Linked DNA regions of Mus musculus: region 1 is linked to region 2. A link is a contact called in ENCODE Hi-C or POLR2A ChIA-PET data. All regions are on one chromosome and are shown on one strand. The core of a region is the stretch at or near the end of the contact, and the rest is flanking DNA. Distances in the headings are between cores, read along the strand shown.

What was found. Hi-C counts contacts between places; a loop is a spot of excess contacts on that map. ChIA-PET counts read pairs that join two places held with the same protein, here RNA polymerase II (POLR2A).
Region 1: a map of left cerebral cortex shows a loop between it and region 2 (3-fold over the local background). The contact joins the promoter of Hif1a here to the promoter of Ppm1a in region 2. A Hi-C loop is called at or near these places in 1 of 37 maps with a recorded cell type or tissue (left cerebral cortex). POLR2A ChIA-PET finds 5 or more read pairs at or near these places in 1 of 5 experiments (Patski).

Annotation. Positions count from the first base shown.
Region 1 is chr12:73,906,585-73,910,203 of GRCm38, forward strand. It overlaps Hif1a (hypoxia inducible factor 1, alpha subunit), which reads left to right and starts at 1,283. Exons shown (of 15, transcript NM_010431.2): 1 at 1,283-1,740. The coding sequence starts at 1,706.
Region 2 is chr12:72,758,989-72,762,657 of GRCm38, forward strand. It overlaps Ppm1a (protein phosphatase 1A, magnesium dependent, alpha isoform), which reads left to right and starts at 2,223. Exons shown (of 6, transcript NM_008910.3): 1 at 2,223-2,643.

The DNA.
Region 1 (3,619 bases), core at 33-2,532, 1.1 Mb after region 2:
TGGACATTATGTGTATTTCTAGAGGGCATTGTTTTTGGATTTGAATGCAATTTAAATGTACCATAGATATCTACATTATTATACAACCCAAAGTTAGATTGTAACAATGTACTAACAAGGCAAAGAAGAGATACTAAACAGTCTAGTGTCAGGTCAGTTTCAGAGACCCCAGATTCAGACTCAGTTGTGTCTATAACACGTGTGTGTGTGTGTGTGTGTGTGTGTGTGTGTGTGTGTACACACACGGGCACGAAGTGTTCCTTTGTTGGGCTTGGAATACTTTTAAAACAAACACACACCATACCCACAGACCTAACATTTATGCTTCCAAAGACCGACTAAAAATGATGGCTTTAATCCATAGCTCCCAGCATAGCCGGTGAGCAGTCCTGTCAAGGTCTGTAGGTTGAAGGACTTGTTCTTCTTTCAGTCTAAACAGTGAACTAAACTCAGTCTGAAACAATTCTTGCACCTTTTCTGCATCCATTTAAGATGATCTTTGTCAGTTTTTAAAGCAACATGAAAGCAAAATAAGTCTATTCAATGCCTTTTCCTGTCTTGTCAAATTCAGGCTTGTGCTCTCACTTATTGAAGCTGTTGTTTATTTGTAAATGCTTAAGATAGTTTATTTTTAAATGGCCCTGCAACTTCCCTCCCCTTGAGAGGTTTGGCAAGACGGATTTGTTTTATATTTTTATCTGCATTTGCTCAGTAGTCAAACTTTGGCCCAGAAAATCTTAATCACTTGGAGACTTCCCTTGTTGTGTAGCAAAGAGCGGAGACTGGAGACTGAGTGGTGTCGGTCACCTGGGAAGGAGGGACCCCACTCTAACATCAGGGGGGCTGGCTGCCAGAACGCAAAGTTGGCTTTTTTTTTTTCAACTGGAAACTCGGGCGGGATGGGCGGCGACCGGGTCCAGCCACGCAGCTAAGGAGTAAGCGAGCCTCAGAGAACTCTATAGAGAGCCGGGGCGGTGCGAGCCAGGCTCGGACCCAAGCTTGGCAGCCCACTCGCTCCAGCAGCGCCTCCCAAAGCCAGACGCAGCTTTCCATTGAAGGTGCAGAGACCCCCCCACCCCCAGACCTGGGCTCAGCCGCACCCGTCGCTCGCCCCTTTTTCTTCCCTCCCTAGCTGCACACAGACAAGCACGTGAGCGGGGCAGCTCGTCCCAGCTGGGGCTCAGCTGACCTCCTCCTGATTGGCTGAGAGCAACGTGGGCTGGGGTGGGGCCTGGCCGCCTGCGTCCTTCACCATTGGCTCTCCGGGAACCCGCCTCCGCTCAGGTGAGGCGGGCCCGCGGGCGCGCGCGTTGGGTGCTGAGCGGGCGCGCGCACCCCTCGGCTTTTCCCTCCCCTCGCCGCGCGCCCGAGCGCGCCTCCGCCCTTGCCCGCCCCCTGCCGCTGCTTCAGCGCCTCAGTGCACAGAGCCTCCTCGGCTGAGGGGACGCGAGGACTGTCCTCGCCGCCGTCGCGGGCAGTGTCTAGCCAGGCCTTGACAAGCTAGCCGGAGGAGCGCCTAGGAACCCGAGCCGGAGCTCAGCGAGCGCAGCCTGCAGCTCCCGCCTCGCCGTCCCGGGGGGCGTCCCGCCTCCCACCCCGCCTCTGGACTTGTCTCTTTCTCCGCGCGCGCGGACAGAGCCGGCGTTTAGGCCCGAGCGAGCCCGGGGGCCGCCGGCCGGGAAGACAACGCGGGCACCGATTCGCCATGGAGGGCGCCGGCGGCGAGAACGAGAAGAAAAAGTAAGCCGGGCCGCCGCGTTCCGTGGACTGGCTTTTTTTTTTTTTTTTTTTTTGTCTCCGCTCCCCTTCCGTCCCCCCCAGCCTCACGCGCCGGGCTCCCCCGCGGTCCACGTCGCCATCTTGGCGCTGGGGGTGGGAGTCGCGGGCCCTGCGCTCGGCGGGGCTGGGGTCTCCGCCCCGGACACCCGCCCCGCGCCGTCGCAGCCCAGCCTGCCCCGCGCGCCCATCCGGCCGAGCCGGCCAGGGCCGAGTACGCCTCTAGCTCCCGCGCCTTCCCTCCCCGTCCTCCGCGTTAGCCGCGAGCAGCGGGCCCCGGGCGGACCCTGTGCGCGCTGCCAGCTTCCTGGGGTCGAGGCCCTCCGAGGCCGACCCGGGGCTCCCCCGAGCCGCCTCGCTGCGCCGCGGCCGCCGTTGCCTTTGTAGGTTAGGGAGTTTCTTCTGGGGGCCCGAAGACGCTAACTTTCTAGTTTGCACGTGCGGGTTTGGTTGTAATCTGGAAAAACTTGCCTCCATCAGAGTAACGGGAATTTAGGAAAATGGCATCATTGTAAACAACTTCCAATTTCTACAAACTTGTGTTTGCATCACCTGTCAGGAGAGCCCAGACGTTATGTATCAATATGTGGCTGCCTCGTTCACTCCTGAAAATAACTTACGGATAGTTTTGGTTAAATTTAGGCCGGTAATTTCATGGAGTGGGGGCTATATATGATGAAAGCCGTCGGTTAAAATACTGAAAATTTATTGGAACACCTGAAAAGAATTGTTTCCAAAAACCATACATCTGAAGTGTGAAATCTTCCATGAGAATTCAGTGTAAGTTTATGAAACATCTTGTGGTTTGAGTCTAAGGAGAACATTTTAGAATTGAGTACAGCTAGTGGTGGTAAGATCGACCCCTGCCGCCAGCACACAATTTTGTCTACTTCGATATTTTAACCTTGAGAAAATCAGTTTAAGGAGTTGAAGGTTTGTAGTAAGAGCTGTGGTTACAAGGCTGGCTTAATTTGCTGTTAAGTCCTTCTAGTCTTCTGGAAGAGATTAATTCCCCTTATCCATATCAGCAGAAGAGATAAACTTACTCATTTTCCTGCTGTTCTGGACACCCCTTCCTTGTCTTGGTCTTTATTCCATAAAAGGTCCAGGTCTTAGTTTGTGTGCACCCAAAGGAAGCACTTTGGAAATGTTTTAAAGTGTTCATGCAAGTCTAGACTTAACTCCACGAGTTACCAGAATTAGTTGCAATTAATTTTGCAGAACTGACTACAATGCTTTTGATGAAATGATGGGCTGCTATTCTCTAAACCTTAGGCAGATTGCCATTGTGTACTCACTGTCCTTATTAAATGCTAAATTATATTAATACACTACACCAAGTTATACACCAATCACTTCTCTTTCTTATACGCTGATTTTTTTTTAATTTAAATCAAAAGTAGTTTCATAATGGATAAGTAAGCTAGTTGTGTATCGGGCCCAGTTCTAAATGGTTTTTAGGCTTTCCTCAGAGCCATCTGTTAATTTTTTTCTCATTTGAGATGTTAGCAGCTTTAGATCAGATGGGATTATATTTCTTAATATAGAGGTTCTTAATATCACTAAAAGATAATAAACATGAGTGATGGGCCACTCAACAACACTTATAGGTGCCATTTATTAAATATGTCTTTTTGTAATCACAATTTCATTGAAAGATTGAGAAGTAAAAACTTTCTTTCTCCAATTATTCCACCTTAAATGAGCCTCCAAAGTGAACCTGGGGGAAAGGATTTGGCTTTTTTAAATAGAGAGTATAGAAAACTCAAACCTTGAAGATTTGGAAGAAAGCAGAACAGAAAATGCATAATAGATTTAATAGGAGGTATGTGCTGTTGACTCT
Region 2 (3,669 bases), core at 973-3,472:
TTTATGGCCCACAAGTTTCCTCATTCACACTACAAATGGTGTCCAGAGACACAACTGACTGGCTGTCTGTGATATACTGACTGGTCAGACTCCTGGAAAAAGAAATCTCATCATTATATTTTATATATTACATACTATATCAAATTGTATTTTTTCTTACCTCTTCTGTTACTCAAGTTTTCTTACAAAGATAGGACAGAGAGACTACAGGAATGTAAACCTAAAAACCCAGACAAAAACCTCCCAATTTCCTATCATGTGTACTGCCACAGATGACTCAGCTCTTCAACGAGAAAATGTATTGTTTAAGAGCACTGTAGACAGGTGTGGTGGTAGGGATGTGGAAGCAGGAGGACCAGTTAAAGTAATCCTCAGTTTCACAAGAGTCAGCCTGGGAAAGCCAAGACTCTGTACACACACAGACAGACACACAGACACACAGAGCACTAAATGGTGGCTGTCACAACATGACTTTTGTATGCCCATCGTGCAGTAACTTGTTTTAAGTATTAATAGTAGTACTAAGAATTGAGTCAGGTATGGTGGCACATGCTTGTACTATCAGCAATCCAGAGGCAGTCTGGGAGGATCCTTGTATGTTTGAGGCCAGCAAGCACTACATAGAGACCTTGTCTCAAAAACAAAACAAGCACATAACAAAAACCCTAACCAGGGCTGAGGACAGAGCTTAATGGTTGAGGACTTGACATGGTTTTAATCCTCAGCATCCCCACTTAACAAAACCTAAACAACATATTGTATATAATAATAAAACAGCATTTCATTAAAAGATTTCGCACCTAATTTCATTTATTTCTGCACTTGTATAGAAAAGAATTAAGAACTGTATAGTGAATTTTATTTTTACTTTATATACCTGGAGGTGCTACAAATTCATCGTATTCCCAAAATACTGAGTGATTTGGAGGGTCAGTGAAGATAGTGTCTGCTGGGAATTGGCAGTCTCACATGTGGTCCTGCCATTGATGTCAGGTGTAAAAGTGAAGAAAAGGGAATCATCTTCCATAAGTCGTGGTGAAAATATCAGAAATGGTTACCACAACATCCAAAATAGAGAAATAGTTTGCGGGATGACAGCCGGCAAAAGCAGGTTGTATTTGATCTAAGAGTCAAGACAATGGAGTGGTTTATAAGAGACACGAAGTAGCGGGGTGGCAAACTGCAGTAAGCACCAGAGAAAAGGGGAAGGCCTTACTGAAATTAATCTTGTTACTGGTCTGAACTCAATTTGGCTAATAGTTTTAGTATTTTTTTTTTTAAAGCATTAGCCTATTTCAGCGGAATATATGCTTTTTCTTTGTATTATATCAGAATCTCTCTTAAACTTCTATTCCTGCGAATTTGGTTGTAAGGGTTAAGCTGGTGACTGAAAAGCTGGGAAGGCACACCCAACCAATGGGAACTCATACTGGTGATGTACTGCTTTCCAGCTCTGATTCATTGGCTGCCTAGGGTTTGTCATTCTATCCCGGCGTCGGCAAGCAGCGTGGGTCGGGTTTTCTGTGGTCGAGCTAGCTAAACTGGATTTTGGCCGCCTGCACGTGCAGTTACCTTTTGCTCATCTCTAGCTCTCCGTGAAAGCAGCTGTCACGTTTCTGATTATCCTCTAGATTTTGAAAAACCCTCGGTTCCATTAGCCCCACTGGAGGTCTTTGGAGGTGCCCGTTGAGCCCGAATCACGTGACCCCGTAACGTGCACATAAATACAATTCGGAATCCCTGCAGGGACTCGGGGACAACCCGCGAGAAGCTCTAGCTAGGCACGTGTCCCAAGGCGTGAACGGTTTGCACACGCACGTCTGCGGTATGGCCGCGGCACTCGTGTGCGCCTCGTGGGGTCGAAGGGGCAGGCTGAGTCCCCTGTGCCGGGCGCTAACCGAGACTGCACCTGGAGACCGGCGTCCGTAGGCAGGTGTAAGAGTCGGGTGCGGACGACGACGACAGCCGGGTTTGGAGAGGCCCTCTGCGCCCTAGCGCGAAGGCCGCGCGCCTGGCTCGCACCCAGGACGTCCACGCTCCCTAGGGATCGGCCCGCGGCAGCGACCTGAGGAGCAGCGCAGGGCAGTGACGTCACCGCCGCCCCTCCCCCGCCCAAGCCGCAGTTCCGGCCCTCCCACATCCGGGTCTCTCCAGCCCATGGGCCGCGCCGCAGCTGCAGGGCCGGGGGTGGGGGAAACGGCGGCGCGGGGCGGGGCGGGGCCGGGCGAGGGGCAGCGGTGTCGAGAGCGCGCGTGCGCGGGGCCGCGCTAGAGGCGGCGGCGGTGGCGGCGCTAGGGGCGGGAGCGCGCGCAGGAGCTAGAACGCCGTGGTCTCCGCGCCGGCCGGGTCCGCAGCTCGGGATCGGGTGGCTGGGGCGGGGGGAGGGGGGCCCAGGCAGGTGGGGCGGAAAGCGATGAGTCCTCGGCGCCTCCTCCGCCTCCCGCGGGCCCCGCTCTCTGCCTCCCGCTCCGACGCCCGGATGATCTGAGCCGCGAGGGCTCCGAGAGCCGGGGGCCCGGACCCAGCCCGGCTCCTCCCCTCCTCCGCCCGGGCCCGGCCGCCGTCGCGGGACCCCGTGCCCGGCCGCCGTCGCCACCGCCGCCCCGGCCGACCGAGGGACCCGCCCGCCCGCGGCTGCTCCGGGTAAGCGCGGCGCGAGGGCGAGGAAGAGGGCGAGGGCGGGCGGGCGGAGGGCCTGTGCGGCGGCGGCCAGGCCTGGGGCCTGTAAACAAGCCGGGCGTCTGCCCGGGCGATCCCGGGAGGAGACGCGACAACTCCACCCCCTGGGCGGCCTCCTCCCCGAGCCCGCGCCGGGTGGCGAGGGGTTAACACGCGGCGGGGGCGGAGGCGGGGTGTGTGCGGCGGCTGGGAGGGGGCGCGACCCTCGGCCGGGCGGGGCGGACACTGGCGGCCGCGGAACTTTCGGGGAGCCTGCAGCGGGGTCTCCCCTTGAAGCAGATCAGCCCGTGAGTTCACTGGATTTGGAGACTCACCCGCTGGGTTGAAAGTGAGGCCCCCAACTCAGTAGTGATGCCTCCATTTCATTCATTATTCCGGCTTGGAGCAAACCCATTGAAGTAAACTACAGGTTTTGCATCATTTTGGCCTGATATATTGGAGGAAAGTTCTTTATGTTAGAGTTTAGTTTAGGCTTGGCTCCCTTCTGCTTGTAGGTTGTAAACACACTCGGATCCCCTTCTTGAAAGACAGCTGGCTGTGGAGAGCCTTCTGCCAACTGGAGTTTTAGATCTTTTGCAAATTTCATCATCCAAAGTGTTTTTCTCTTTTCTCAAACACTACACGATACTTAGAAATCCACAAAGGTCAGAGTCTAAGCAATCTACGATGCCGCCCCCACCCCAAGTTTCCTGATAGTTGGAATAATGCTCCTGGTATATTTTTAACCGCGCGGTTAGAGTATAAGGAGATTGGCATTGTTTGAGAAGAATAAATGATTTTGACGTTACGAAAATGAGTAGTTTTCCACGGTTCAGAGAAAAAAACAAAAACAATCTTTTTAAACCCTGGCTTTCAGATTTCAAACATGACTACTACTGGATGGAGGAGAAGCCTGCTGAAGAATCATAGAACTTAAATGATTGTTTTCTGGGCCTTAGGATTTTAGGGTTTCTGAGGGCTCACTACATAGTGCTTGGTTCTCACCTCCCT